Regions from separate parts of the Homo sapiens genome. Here all the other regions are linked to region 1. Evidence: chromatin contacts called from ENCODE Hi-C or POLR2A ChIA-PET data. All regions are on one chromosome and are shown on one strand. The core of a region is the stretch at or near the end of the contact, and the rest is flanking DNA. Distances in the headings are between cores, read along the strand shown. Region 1 holds the start of ATXN10 (ataxin 10). Region 2 overlaps LINC00899 (long intergenic non-protein coding RNA 899). Region 3 overlaps LOC124905135 (collagen alpha-1(III) chain-like). Region 4 holds the start of KIAA0930. Region 5 holds the start of LINC02939 (long intergenic non-protein coding RNA 2939).

Region 1 (2,700 bases), core at 2-2,501:
GATTACAGGCATGAGCCACCATGCCCCACCAGGATTCACTTTTTCTGCATACTCTGGTGGTGTTTATTGTTATCTTTACATTTTATTTAGCAAAGAATGTTAAAAGCGCCATGTTATAAGCACACTCCTACCCTCCAAGCAGAATGTAAAGGGTATGTATTTATATATTTTAAGTGGTCCCACAGCAATTTGTACAGTTATAGCAGTTCACAACTATACTCAGTTATGTTTGCTTCTCTCCTTCTCAATAGTCTGTGAGGTTCCTTCAGGTTTGGAACTGTCTTTTATTAATCTTTACATCTCCAGCACCTAGCGCAGGGCTTAGCAACAATTTTTGTTGAAAGTATATACACTGTAATAAAGGGCAGTGGAAAGAAAATATGTGAGTTATCAACACCAGCTAGAGAAGCCTTGTCTGATTCCTGTGAAATATATTCATTTCCCTTAGGAAAAAAAACAATTCTAACCCTATTGCTGTGTAACTTAGCTTCTTGACTTCGAACGGTATTTTAAGGCTTTGAGGAGCTGGAGCAATGTATACTCACTAGAGGCAAAGTGCCTGGTAAGTGGTCTGGTATTGATCAGCAATGATCAGTAAGTACTGGGAAGTGCGTTTTCAGGGCCTGAGACTTGCAAGCTAGTGACAGACCGCTCCAGCTTCCAGTGGACCCGGGCGGGGGCACTGATCAACCCACTTGAGCAGTGGGATCAAGGTCTTCAGCCTTAGCAGTGGGAGCCTCTGCCCGGCCCCCTTCGTTCCCGAGACCCTCAGTCAGCGTCTCCTCCCAAGAGGGTCCCCTCCACCCAGAATGTCCTCCCCTGGGGGAGACCACTCTGTCTGCGGGCCCCCTCCCACAGGAGGGCCCCTCTTCCTCAAGGTGAACCTCTGTCCCCGATACCCGCTCCCAAGACCGAGACCTTGTTACGGCCCCACCCTCCACAGGCCCCTTACCCCCCGGATCCCCTCCCCTGGGGGAGACCCCTCTGTCCGCGGGCACCCTCCTATAGGACGCGCCCCTCTTTCTCAGGGTGAACCTCTGGTTCCCGATACCCGCTCCCAAGACCGAGACCCTGTTACGGCCACATCAACACAGGTCCCCCTCCCCCCGGCGTCCCCTCCCCTCGGAGGAGCCCCGTCTGCGACGCTTCCCAGTCAATCACCCCCAGCATCCCTCCCCGCTCTCACCCAGAACTTCCGCCGCGCCCCCTCCCCTCAGGCGGGACTTCCGCCGGCGCCCCCTCCCCCGCGGCGCCGTCTCCTCCTCCCGCCTGAGGCGAGTCTGGGCTCAGCCTAGAGCTCTCCGGCGGCGGCGCAGCTTCAGGGCAGCGCGGGCTGCAGCGGCGGCGGCGGTTAGGGCTGTGTAGGGCGAGGCCTCCCCCTTCCTCCTCGCCATCCTACTCCTCCCTCCTCGTCATCCTCCCCCTTCGTCCTCCTCGCCTTCCTCCTCCTCGTCAGGCTCGACCCAGCTGTGAGCGGCAAGATGGCGGCGCCCAGGCCGCCGCCTGCCAGGCTGTCGGGCGTCATGGTGCCGGCGCCCATCCAAGACCTGGAGGCCCTGCGCGCGCTCACGGCGCTCTTCAAAGAGCAGCGGAACCGGTAACGGGTCCGGCCGGGGGGCTGCCCCGGGCAGGGGAGGGCGGCCGGGACTCCCGCGGCGGCCCCGGCCTGGACCCAGGCGCCGCCCCCGCCTCGCTGGAGACGCGGAGGGCGAGGCCTGCGCGGGCTGCCTGAGCGCCACCCAGGCCTCCCGACTCCCAGGCACCGCCTCGTGCTCGTGGGTCCCCGCGGGGCCTGGGGCGGGCGCCCCGCTCCCCCACCGCAGCCAGTCCGGGTGCGAAGCCGCGATCCCGGGAGCCCTTGCCGCGGCGTGCCGGTGATGTTGACCCAACACACGGTTAGGCCTCCCCTGTCATGTGCGAGGGCTGCGCCAGGCCCTGGCTGCAAGACCCACGCGGCCCCCAGAGTCATAAAGCGTGTGTTTTAGCGGGAGAGACCCGTGTTACGGACGCGGGAATTGGGCAGTTGCGGGGATGGCAGTCTCTAGGCATGGAGTGGGACTGGCACTCCTTTCTCCTCGGCGTTAGAGCCCAGGCTGCACCATCTGCCCTGGGGGCAGCGCTCTGTGCAGTGTGGAAGAGCACGGGCCTGGAGAGACCAGTCCAGTCCTGATGCCACTGAGGGGCAAGATAGCCAGGCAAAAAGAGAAGGTGCCCAGGAGTCGACAGTTGTGGATTTGGTTCCTGGCCTTGCAAGCTGCGTGTTACTGTGCAGTTTCTCCAGGCCTTAGAATTCTTGTCTAAAAATGGGACTATAATACACAGCTTAGTTGCTGGATTGTACAGAGGAATAAATGAAATAAAGTACGTGAAAATATAAAATGTGCGAAGCCCTCAGTCAATGCTTGTTTGATCTTGTTCTGTCCTCTGGGCCTCAGTTTTCTTGTCTATTTAATGGGAGTAAAGTTGAACAGTACCTCCCTGGTGATAGTGTCATAAGGAGTAAATGAGATATAATGCATATTAAATCCTTAGGACATACCTGTACATAGCACTAAATGTAGCTGATATTATCACTTAACACATTGATTGGTAGTTACCCATGTATCAGCTATTGTGCTAGGTGATGGGGTAGGAAAATGGAAAGTCCTTGCTCTCTCCTGTACTAGTATGTACAAGATAACACAGCTGTGGGGGTATGTA
Region 2 (2,700 bases), core at 66-2,565, 370 kb after region 1:
TGAGTGGGTAAACAAATGTCAATAGGCATATGATAAAATATCACGTAGCAGTAAAAAGGAATGGGCTATTGATAAACTCAACAACATAGATAGCAGGATCCCGAGCAAGAGTTCATACTCCATGAGTTAAAATTTTTTTTTAATAAATTGAAACTGATCTACGGTGGTTGGATTCAGATTGCTGGCTGCCAGGAAGTCAGAGACTGCCTGCAAGGGGCTCTAGGGAACATTTTGTGGTGATGTTTTCTTTCTTGATCGTGGTGATACATGTCACGGTTGCATACATTGTCAAAACTCATCGAACAGTAGAGGTGAAAGGGATTTTGCTGCATGGAACTTATTCCTTAATAAGGTTGATTTCAAAAATTAACTGGTATTTATACTTTATTTTTCAAATCTTGTAGAAAATAATGACATAAAATGCTCACAACGTATTCAACAAAAAGACTGTAAAATAACCTATAGTATGATCTAATGATTATATATACATGAATATATGTATGCATTTATAACTTACGATATGGTCCATTCATATAGATATGTGTACACACACACAAACACATATATGCATGCGCACATATATACACATACAGTTTGGAAAATATAGCAGAAGGACTTTCAACCAAATGCATTCAGTAATTACCTCATGGGTAATTGTTTTCTTTTTATTTTTTAATTCTAAATACCCTCTTAGTTTTTTCTTAATTCTAAATATCCTCTTAGTTTTTTTTTTTTTTTTTTGTACTTTTCTGTAATGAACACTATTTTTGTGGAAGAGAGTCTTTTTTGCTTGCTGTATTTTTCTTTATTGTTAATTGACAAATAATTGTATGTATTCATGAGGTATAATATGTTATATATATAACACTTTTCTTTTTATAAACAAATAAAAACAAACATCTCTCTTTTTTTTTTCCAGCTGTAGCAGGCCAGGGACATGGGGCTGGGCCCTGGACAGGGTGGTGAGGACATCCCGGTTCCCACGAAAAGCAACCGCCTGGCAAGTCTGGAGCAGGCGAAGAGGGAGTGAGGGGGTGTGGCTCGCTCCCCAAGTTCTTTGGCTCAGCTTCAGTGCTGGGTCATTCTTGGGGACTGCTATGCCCACTGGGCACTGCAGAACTTCTGGTGCGTGTGGCTAAGGGGAGTCGGGAAGAGCCCTGTCCCTGGACCAGACCTTCCTGTTGGGAGTACTGGGACCCAGTGACCTTGTGCACCTTTCCTGAAGCTTCTGGGCCCCAAGTGGTCGAATGCAGAGTGGGCTGGGGAGTCACAGACTGTGCTTCCTGCTTTCAACCTCCGTTCCAGGTTCCTGTGCGTTCCGTGGGCCCATCCACCTGGCTGGGCTTGGCTAGGCTGTGACCTTCTCTGAGGACAGGGCTCTGCCTGCATTTGGAGCTGCTGGGACCTCAGTGTCACCCCCCACTCTCGCCAGCTGGCCTCACAAAGGTGCCCAGGAGGAGACCTGATTGCCGACTCCTTTCCCCTCCCTGGCTGAGCAGATTCTACAACAGCCTGTGGAAATTAAAATAAGAGCTTAAAACTGTCAAAAAAATTTTTTTTAACCAAGTCACAAATGGGAAAGCTGAGGCGGCAGCAGGTTAAGGACACTTTGTGATGTAGCGTTCTCTCCCAGTGCTTTCGTACTGTAAACATCACAGTCCACGGTCCCTGTGAACAGGCAGCCACAGAGACTGGGTTTAGACTTGCCGGGGAAGGCTGCATCCAAAGTGGGGCCAGCTCAGAACTATTCCACCACATGGGGGGCCATTAGTTCTGCTCAGTTCTGTGGGGCCTCACTAGTGTTTCTATTTAAAAATAAGTCAAGGTAAAAGAAAAAGTTTCAAAATGTAACAGTCACGTATCTATTTCTGTAATTGTAAAGAAATACACTGTCATGTGACGGCTGGAGGCTCTGGAGCAGAGGGCCTAGGAGGAATTTTTTTTCTTTTTCTTTTTCTTTCCTGAATTCTCCAAACCGTCTATCACAGTGTGTATTGCTTTTATAACGGGAAGAGATAAAATAGACTTACATTAAAAATAATCAAACTGCACCTGTGCCTACATGTCAAATGATAAACGTGACAATCAAAGGCACTTTTTATTTATCGAATACCTGGTTCATGCCACATCTCCTGCTAGGCCCTCCCAGCGTGCTGGCTCCTCAGAACACCCTGCAGGTGGGAGCTGGGCACCAGGGTCCCTGAGGCAGCATTCAGCACCCACGTGGCAGAGCCAAGGCTGGACAGGGATGATTCCAACATCCAGGATTGTATTATGCTTATAACGACTTCCTGCCTGTTTGTATTTAAGACAAGGTCTCTCACTGCAGCTTTGACCTCCCGGGCTTGAGCAGTCTTCCCACCTCAGCCTCTGGAGTAGCTGGGAGTTACAGGTGCACACCCCCATGCTTGGCTAATTTTTGTATATTTTGCATAGACAGGGTTTCGCCGTGTTGCCCAGGCTGGTCTGGAATTCCTGGGCTCGTGCGATCCACCAGCCTCGGCCTCCCAAAGTGCTGGGATTACAGGCGTGAGCCACAACGCCCAGCCCCTGTCTCTTAAAGGTGAACATTTTCCCTAAATACAATGATCTTCAGTTAAAATATTTGTATCTTACATAGAATCTGGAATTATTTCTGTAAACAGAATTTAGTAAAAGAAATATAAAAATCAGCTGGGCACGTTGGCTCACGCCTGTAAT
Region 3 (2,700 bases), core at 73-2,572, 440 kb after region 1:
AGCACAGCAGGGTTGGGTGTGCAGGAAATGTGTCCATACACCCTCCTCAGAGTCCCCCGGAGCGGGCACTGCCACATTCAGGCTCCCTGACCACTGCAGGCCTGGGTGGTCCAGATGCGAGTCCTAGAGCCTTGCGGGCAGAGCTGGGACTCACCAGGGAACACAGGGCCCTCAGGGGAAAGGAGCAGGAAAAAGCAGGGTGGTTGTGCCTGGCAGAGGGACAGGCCAGGGCAATGCTGGGAGCAGAGGCCTGCCCGGGACACTTGCTGCTCTGGGAGGCTGGAGGGGGAGCCCGGGCTGCGGGCATGCTGGGGAGGGGCAGAGACAGTAGAGAGGGTGTCAACAGTGGTAGACGGCCTAGCTGGCTGGGAGCGTGGGCAGGGCTGGTGCTCAGGGAGGAGGAGGGAAGGGCACCCCCCACCCAGTGTCCCCACAGGCCCCTCAATAGCCTGGTGGGTGACTCTCCCGGTCCCCAGCAGGGCTGCTCTTGCTCGAGGTCACACGGTACAGGGCTGCAGGGAACCACGGTATGTCTGCTCCCATCCAGCGTCTTGGGCTCAGCCCCGGGGACCCACATCCCTTCCTGCCTGGATGCACCTCCCTGGCCTTTGCACCCCGTGCGCACCCTGCAAGGGCACTCCTGCCAGAATGGGCTGGCGTGAGGTGAAGTTTTCATTCACTGGACAAGACCTTGCCGAAGCCCTGCAGCCCCAGACTGGATGCTGTGGGCCCCTCCCGGGGGTTTCCGCTCGTGGGAGAACCCCAAGCCTTCCTCGTCCTGGGTCCCAGGGGAAGCCACAGCCCCCCTGGACCCTCAGCATCCTCCTCGGTGCAATGGGGGCTTAACCCCTCCCTCCATAGTCCAGCCACCTGCTGACAGGCCAGGCACCCGGGAAAGCAGCACCAGGCTGTCCCCCCTGTGCATCCTGCTGCCCTCCTCTGGGCCCTAGAGCATCCAGGCACCAGCCTGGCAGGGCACAGGCTTCCCAGCAGGGGGACATGACCACTGACCACTCAAGGACAGGCTTGGGTCTTGGTCCCCTCTGACCTGGCATTGTCCAACACAGGGCTGGCCACGGAGGCCATTCCACATTCCATCCAGGCCCTTACAGGGGTGGGTGAGCCACTAGGCGAGAGACGGGCCAGGCTGGAGTGTCGGTTCTGGTGCGGGACGGCTGGGCAAGGCCCAAGGTCACAAAGGGGTTCAGAGCTGGGTAAGGCCACGTCTCTTCCAGAGCTGACACTTGTCACTTTTGTTTTTAAAACCCAACAGGTCAAGAAGTGGCGCTGACCTGGAGCCCCTGCCTGGGGCTGGCCTTCCTCACAGTGAGCTGGGCCTCCTGCCATCCTGGCTCTGGAGGTAGGAGGAGCCGTGGGAGGTCTGATAGGGAGGGAGGGCTATCTCAGAGCCAGGCCACTCCCGGTCCTCTCCAGGCCCCACCCTCAGGCACAGAGGTCCTTAGGTGGGGACTTGATGGTCTCACAGCCAAACCTTCGCCCAGGCTGTGGCCTCCCCTGAAGCCATGTCTCTTCTTGTCTTCCCGCCACTCTTCCAGCAAGCTCCCCCCGTTGGCCCACCTCATCTGCCCACTGTGCACTTGGGGCATGGTGATCTTTGACCCTGGTGGTGCACCCCTCAGGCTGGACAGGGCCTGAAGGAGCCGTGGTTCATTGCAGGGCGTCTGAGTGGAAGAGGCTCAGCCTCACCTCCACACCCTGAAGACTCACTCTCTGGCCCTGGGCTCTGTTGTGTGCACCGCCTGTCTGCAGGGCCCAGCCTGCCTCGAGCACTCCCTGGGGACAGAAGCTCCTGCGCTGGCCTCTCCTGTCACCTAGCCACCGGGCATCCTGGAGTGCAGCCCTCATGCCCCGAGGCCACCTGCCATCGCCCAGGATGACTCAAGATGCCACCTGGGTAAGTCTAGCCCAGAACGAGAAAGGCCGAATGAGGGAAACTGAGTCACATCTGCTTCTCCCAGGTGGGGCTGGGGGCCCAGGGGGAGGGCACTTGTGGTGACGACCAGGGTGGACTAGGGGCCTGTCTCCCATTCTGTCTCTGCCACACGTTATAGAGCCCGACCTGTGGGCTGGGTCCCCCCATGGTGAGCACTGTAGGCTCTAGGAGGCTGAAGTCCTGGCCTGGGGGACCTGTGGGGGCCAGGCTGGGGCCATTGGAATCAGTATGGTGGTCCCCACCTGCACTCCAGCTCCGATGGCTGATGACGGGGGCCCTGGCAGCTGACCCCTTGCCTCAGTGGGGAGACCACGGCTCACGAGGGCATGAGACCTGCCCAGAGCATAGCCCAGAGGCCGGCCTGGATTCTCACAGCTCCGCCCACTGGGCTGTCCTGCCCCACCCCCTTTTTAGCCTGCTGGGACCATGAGTCAGAACCCAGTAGGTGTGAGGGGACCCAGCCAGCCCAGGTGGCCAGTCCAGCCTGAGGGGGTGGGGGTCTCAGAGATTAAGTCAGGAGCCCAGAGTGCGTGCTTAGGGTGCAACCCACCCCACAGCCTCCCCCAAGGCACCTCCCGGGGGTGCAGATGGGGGCAGACGCAGGGACACTCAGGGTGGACCACCTGACTGGGAGCTGATCATGAGGTGTGCGACAGCCTGAGTCAGCCTCAGCTCAGAGGAGCTGGGATGGCCTTGATCTTCCCCCTCCGGCCACTCACCACAGCTGGGAGGGTCCAAGGAGACCC
Region 4 (2,700 bases), core at 1-2,500, 430 kb before region 1:
GGGGGATGCACTTGTTCTCTGGGACTCAGTTTCCCCAACGGTGAATGAAGGGGTGAATCTGGAAGGCTGACATTCCGTACTCAGCAATGCTGTCACCCCCTCAGAAATCCCCAGCCTAGCCTGGGGGTGGGGTGGGGGGTGGCTGACAATGTGGTATGAAGTCATTCCCTGCACGGAGGAGGGAGGGGTCTTTTCCATGGAGAAAATGACGAACCTGAGACGACAAAAGAGGGGGCTTCTCCTGGGCTTCAGTCTGGGCATGATCCATCAGTAATGGATTACCTCACTGGCTGGGAGACCCCACCCACACCTGCAGTCCCAGGCCCTTCCAAACAATACGAGGCACCCCCATCCCACGCCCCCCAGCAGATCCATGACTTAAAGCCCAGAATCACACCGAGAGGCAGCAGGCCCTGCCCCTCAGCCAAGCGGGCGGGTTCGGGGGGCCATTGCCCAACAGGTCCCTGGATACAGCTAAGGGATGAGAGGGGCCGGTGGGTGCGGAAAGACAAAGGCTTCGGGTAGCAGGAGACAGTGGCCAGGGCACGCTCGCAGCGAGGTCCACCCAGAGCCCAACGAGGGCCCGACCCTGCCGCGCTGGGCTAAGGGTGTACCCAGATCCCACGCCCACACTCCCTACCGCGGTGCTGAGGGCCCGGGGCGGGCTTCCTGGAGAAGGAAGAAGACCCGCAGAGACACGAAGAAGAAGGAGGAAGATGAGACAGACACCCGGACGGACTGACAGGGGGAGACGCCGAATGAGACCCGGGCACAGGGGTGCGGGGCGCTCGTCGGACGGAAAGCAGAGACAGACCCAGATGCAGGGACGGTGGGGGGGGGGCCATGGAGGAAGACAGGGTACCCAGGCAGACCCAGAGACCACGACACCCGCGCAGAGACAGAGATGCGCGGGGCGCACAGAAACACGGACGCGCAGAGGCGGCCCCGGAGACGCTCACCTCTCCCGGCCCGGCCTCGCCCCCGGGTCCCACTCACCGAGGCCGCAGACCTCGCGGCGCAGGCTAAGACGGCCGCGCTCCTCCGCTATGGCACGCAGCATGTGCTGCAGCGAGCGCTCCTCGGCCTCGGCGCCGCCCGCAGGCTCGGGGGCGGCGGCGGCGGGGAGGGCGGGCGGCCCGGCCCGCAGCCCGCCGCGAGCACCAAGGAAGCCACAGTCCGCCTCTGTGCGCGTCGCCGTCGCCGCCGCCGCCGCCACCACCCGCCAAACACAGCACCGGCGAGCGCACCTCCGCGCCGCCGCCGCCCGCGCGCCCCCGGCTCCGCTCGCCCCGCCCCGGCCCGGCCCGGCCCCGGTCCGGCCCCGCCCCTTCCCCGCCCCGGCCCCGCCCCTGTCCCCTCCCGCCCCGCCTCTGAACGGCCCGGACCCACCCCGGCTCCCTGGCCCCGCCCCCTGACCTCCCTTGCCCCGCCCACTTCCAAACGGCCAGTCTCCGCCAATCTTCGGATGCCCAGGACAGCCTCCCTCAAACCGCTCGCGGGGTCCCGCCTCCACCCAAGGTCCTAAACGCCCCACCAACGGGATCACGCCTCTGAGCCCCTCCCGCCGCCCCTTCAGGGCACCTCTCCCCTCCCCCGCTGCTACCCCACGGGATGTGTACTTTGTCACCCGCCCTGTGCGTTGCCACCTCCACCAAGTCCCCTCGGCTGACTTCTGGGAACTTCCTCCGCAGAACCCCTCAAGAGGTCACCTGCTCCCAGAAGGTGGTCTCCTGGGGGACACCGTGGCAAAGCCCTTCCGGCCCCCCTCCTCTGCACCTGGCACAGTGCAGAGTGTTGCGCCTCCATTTCCTCAGCTGCACCATGGGGGACCTTTCCCTGCCTTGCCTCCCCAACATGGGGGAGTGTTGATGAAGGGGGAGGTATGAGGTTAGCTGGGCGTGTCATCCTGATGAAGCCAGGTCTGGCCAGCATCCCTCCGTGTGCTAGTTGTGGCTGATACAGGAAGACACCGGAGAAGCAGCCAGTGGCCTCCCCAAACCTCACGCCTGGTGGTCCATTTCCAAGAACAGGGGGAGATGGAGAGACCAGCATTGATTTCCAGGTCTCTCCAAAGCTAAATCTACATCACTCCCTGCATTCACAGCCTGTGTGTGGACCCCAGACCCATCAAGGTCCCCCTTTCCCCTGTCTGGAGTCCTCTTCTCCCCATTCCTGTGTAACTTGCTTCCTTTGTGTCCCGAGTGTCACATCCTCAAAGAAACTCCCCTGACCGCCTTCCCTCCCTCTCTCTTCCCTTAGTCTGTTTCTCCTTCACAGGGTGACACTTACCTCCTCCCGACACATTGGATACCTATGGGTTCACTTGTTCTCTTCTCTACCGAGGGAGGGGCCTGTCTACTACACAGCTGTTGTCTCAGTACCCAGAACATTGCCTGGCACACATTAGATGCCCAATAAATAGATATGGGCTGCAGGCTGGGCACAGTGGCTCATGCCTGTAATCCCAACACTTTGGGAGGCCGAGGTAGGTGGATTGCCTGAGGTTAGGAGTTCCAGAACAGCCTGGCTAAAATGGTGAAACCCCATCTCTACTAAAAATACAAAAATTAGCCGGGCATGGTAGCACACATTTGTAATCCCAGCTACTCTGGAGGCTGAGGCAGGAGAATTGCTTGAACCTGGGAGGCGGAGGCTGCAGTGAGCCGAGATCCCGCCACTGCACTCCAAGCTGGGAGACAG
Region 5 (2,700 bases), core at 146-2,645, 400 kb after region 1:
CCAGGAAAGCAATTGGGAAGGTTTCTTAACATACCCTGAGTTCTTCCTTCCCTCCCCCCAAATTCCGTGTGTCATGGGGTGGAGGCAGTGGTGTGTTTATCAGGGTGGCTGGCACAATTCACAGCCACAATCATGGGGGTCTAGCGAGCTGTGGAAGGCAGCTCAGTGGGCAGCGAGGCCCTGGCAGAGTTGCCCGGCTGCCCCAGCCCAGCGTTGCCCTCCTGGGCAGTCTAATCCAATGTGAAATGAAGTTTCCTGGGAAGCAGGGCACACGAGGAACTTTTGAATTTACCAATGGCATAAAAAGTATATATATTTTTATGACAACGGGCAAGTTTCAATTGGTTGGCAGAAATGGCGAGATGTGACGTCAAGGGACACTGGTTAGAATGCCAAGGCCGGCGGCGGGGGGTTGGGGGGAGACAGGCACAGACAGACATTGGGTTGGGACCCGGGAGGCCTTGTTTCTCTCGGGCCCTGGCCGCCAAAGGGCCGTCGCAGGCGTCTGGGGACATCAGCTCCATGCGGCTCTGGGCCAGGGCATGCTCGGGCAGGGGGACGGGGTCTGCGAATAGTGACTCTGTGTCCGCGTGCGTCCCCGAGAGCCGGAGGCCCAGGCCGGCCCCTCTGCGGTTTGGGAACCACTCAGGCGCCTCTGTGGAGCGGGCGGGAAAAGACGCCGCGGCCTCCTTGGCATTCTAACCCGTGTCCGGACCCTAGAGGCCGGCCGGTCTCAACCACCGGGAGGGCCTGGGAGGGAACCGTGTGGCCCGGGGCCAGCAGTGTCGCCATCGGGCTCCGAGAGAGCAAAGCTGTGGCCTTGAACTTCTCCCCGAAGCTCCTGTGCCCTGAGTCGGGGAAGCAGGAAGTTGTTGCCACCGGGAAGGAAGAGAGCGCGCTCGGAGCTGGGCAGCGGCTCCAGGCACCGCGCCCCTGCCCATCCCACGCCTCCCCGGGCACCGTGAACCACCCCCCAACCCAACTCCTCCAGGCACCTTGCGCGCCCCTCTTACATCTCCCGGCACTGTGCGCTGACCCCTGCCTCCGCCGGCCGGCTCCCGTGTGCCGAGTCCGGACTCCCACCCCTCTGGGCACCCCTTGCTCCGCGGGGCCGGCGGTGTCCTGGAAGCCGCCGCGGGGTTGCCCGTGCGCGCGCTCCGCCCTGGGGGAAGCCCGCTGCCACCGTCGGCCCCGAGCGCTGTCCCGGGGCCGCGTCGAGAGCTCCGCAGCGCACACTGTTCCCCGCGGGGACGAGCCTGGAGAGCCTGACCGCTGTCCGCGGCGCGCTCGGGGCTGCGGGCACCAGGTTGCGGGGACTGCAGGGACCGTCGGTCAGCCAGGGGTCCCAGAGCCGGGCCCGAGCGTGCGCGCGCGTCCCGCTGCCCGCAATCATGGCAGCCGGCGCCTTGGAGCGCAGCCGCCGAGCGCGCCCCAGCAGCCGCCTCGGTGCCAGGGCGGCGGGGGCGGGCCGGGCCGGGAGCTCGCGCCCGCCCGCCCGCCTCGGCCGCGCGGGCCCCGGGGCGCGAAACGGAAGGCCGCTGGGTCTCCGCGACGCGGTGCCCTTGCCCGGGGCGGGCGGCGGGAGGGGCCGCGGGGCGGGGGCGCGCTGGAGGGGAGCGCCCGGGGCGGCGTGCCCGCGGGGACGCGCACGCGGGGCTGCGGGGCGAGGCGCGGGGCCCGGGCGGCGAATCCGCTGCTCGCACCGCCCGCCCCGCCCGCGCGCGCCGTCCCGGGGTGGGGGGCGGTGGAAGGGGGAACCCAGGAGGGGCGGCGCCCGGTCTTCACCCGCAGCGGGCACGGCGGGGGCCGCGGGGGGCCTCGTTGGTATTCCGGGCGCGGTTGCATCCGCGACCTCCCCGCAGAACAGGGGTGCCCGGGCGCGCGGGCACCGCCGCCGCTCTCGGGCGGTCTCCGCGGGCTGCGGGGCCCGCAGGCGCCTTGCTTTCCCCGTCCCCTCCTCCCTGGGTTCCCCGTACTCCCTCCCCCGCTCCGATCCGGCGGCGAAGGGGTGGGCAGGGAAACGCGCTCTCTGGGACAGGTGCCAACTCCGAGACAAAAGACATAAAATAGGCGGCAACGGGGGAAGCGCGGCCGGCGCGCTCGGGCGGGGACGGCGGCGCCGCGGGGGCCGCATCCTCGGTGCCGACCCGGGAAAGTTTGGGAAGTCGCCGCAGCGGCTTCGCAGCGGCGGGGGACGCGCGGCCCGGGTCGCCCTCCGCGCCGCGCTCGCCCTCTCCGCGCCGCTGCTGAATAATTCATGGCGCGGCCGCCGGCCATTAGCATGCACCGGGCGCGCGGCGCGTCTGTGCCAAGCCGCCGCCGCATTCGGCGCCCGGGCAGCGCCAGACGAGCGGCCGCGCGGCGGCCGGGCCCACGCTGTCCCCGCGCCCGCCCGTCCGGCGGCGCCCATTGTGCCCCGGCCCGCCCCGCCGGGCTGTCCCCAAGCCCGCCTGCAACCCACCGCCCGCCCGACGGCCCGGCCCTGCAAGTCCTGGCTCGCGACGCCCGCCCCGGAATGCACGTGAACTTGGAGAAAGTCGCGGGGCGCGCCGGCCGGGCTCTCCGCGGCAGGGCGTGGGCGTCCCGGGGCCGGCGCGCTTTCGTTTTCGTCTGGGACAAAGGTCCCTTGCGGCGCGCGGACGCCGTGACCGGGTCCTGCGGGCCACTCTGTGGCGCAGTCGGGTCGCTAAGCGCAGGGAA

What was found. Hi-C counts contacts between places; a loop is a spot of excess contacts on that map. ChIA-PET counts read pairs that join two places held with the same protein, here RNA polymerase II (POLR2A). Pooled maps may share reads with other maps.
Region 2: a map of CD8-positive, alpha-beta T cell shows a loop between it and region 1 (6-fold over the local background). The contact joins the enhancer-like site here to the promoter of ATXN10 in region 1. A Hi-C loop is called at or near these places in 2 of 168 maps with a recorded cell type or tissue (CD8-positive, alpha-beta T cell and naive thymus-derived CD4-positive, alpha-beta T cell), 2 of 37 single-sample maps with no recorded cell type and 11 of 50 pooled maps. POLR2A ChIA-PET finds 5 or more read pairs at or near these places in 4 of 52 experiments (CD4-positive, alpha-beta T cell, PC-9, SK-N-SH and 1 more).
Region 3: a loop to region 1 is called in a map of sigmoid colon, with 3 times the contacts of the local background. The contact joins the enhancer-like site here to the promoter of ATXN10 in region 1. A Hi-C loop is called at or near these places in 1 of 168 maps with a recorded cell type or tissue (sigmoid colon) and 10 of 50 pooled maps.
Region 4: a loop to region 1 is called in a pooled map, with 5 times the contacts of the local background. The contact joins the promoter of KIAA0930 here to the promoter of ATXN10 in region 1. A Hi-C loop is called at or near these places in 4 of 37 single-sample maps with no recorded cell type and 7 of 50 pooled maps. POLR2A ChIA-PET finds 5 or more read pairs at or near these places in 3 of 52 experiments (A673, Caco-2 and activated CD4-positive, alpha-beta T cell).
Region 5: a pooled map shows a loop between it and region 1 (4-fold over the local background). The contact joins the promoter of LINC02939 here to the promoter of ATXN10 in region 1. A Hi-C loop is called at or near these places in 1 of 37 single-sample maps with no recorded cell type and 3 of 50 pooled maps. POLR2A ChIA-PET finds 5 or more read pairs at or near these places in 1 of 52 experiments (CD4-positive, alpha-beta T cell).

Annotation. Positions count from the first base shown.
Region 1 is chr22:45,670,583-45,673,282 of GRCh38, forward strand. It overlaps ATXN10 (ataxin 10), which reads left to right and starts at 1,252. Exons shown (of 12, transcript NM_013236.4): 1 at 1,252-1,597. The coding sequence starts at 1,482. RefSeq lists silencers at 925-1,114, 1,175-1,224, 1,555-1,884.
Region 2 is chr22:46,039,541-46,042,240 of GRCh38, forward strand. LINC00899 (long intergenic non-protein coding RNA 899) reads right to left here. Exons shown (of 4, transcript NR_027036.1): 4 at 367-1,512. It overlaps LOC124905136 (a long non-coding RNA gene), which reads left to right. Exons shown (of 2, transcript XR_007068137.1): 2 at 1-897. Among named protein-coding and RNA genes, the nearest start is that of LINC00899, 4.0 kb to the right of the region's middle. Within about 2 kb of position 1,316, at least 6 of the 41 ENCODE cell types and tissues checked have a DNase peak (open chromatin) inside an H3K27ac peak, as active enhancers do.
Region 3 is chr22:46,107,994-46,110,693 of GRCh38, forward strand. It overlaps LOC124905135 (collagen alpha-1(III) chain-like), which reads left to right. Exons shown (of 2, transcript XM_047441696.1): 2 at 1-2,700. It overlaps MIRLET7BHG (MIRLET7B host gene), which reads left to right. Exons shown (of 5, transcript NR_110479.1): 4 at 1,274-1,360; 5 at 1,771-2,700. Among named protein-coding and RNA genes, the nearest start is that of MIRLET7A3, 3.4 kb to the right of the region's middle. Within about 2 kb of position 1,323, at least 17 of the 41 ENCODE cell types and tissues checked have a DNase peak (open chromatin) inside an H3K27ac peak, as active enhancers do; they include sigmoid colon, where a contact is called at or near this core.
Region 4 is chr22:45,239,644-45,242,343 of GRCh38, forward strand. KIAA0930 reads right to left here and starts at 1,251. Exons shown (of 10, transcript NM_001009880.2): 1 at 997-1,251. The coding sequence starts at 1,060. RefSeq lists silencers at 825-914, 1,065-1,124, 1,285-1,344, 1,375-1,574.
Region 5 is chr22:46,069,626-46,072,325 of GRCh38, forward strand. It overlaps LINC02939 (long intergenic non-protein coding RNA 2939), which reads right to left and starts at 1,396. Exons shown (of 2, transcript NR_148973.1): 1 at 1,014-1,396. The region is part of intron 1 of LOC124905135 (collagen alpha-1(III) chain-like); the gene reads left to right. RefSeq lists silencers at 1,038-1,817, 1,878-1,957, 2,088-2,297, 2,378-2,467, 2,638-2,700 and an enhancer at 2,311-2,700.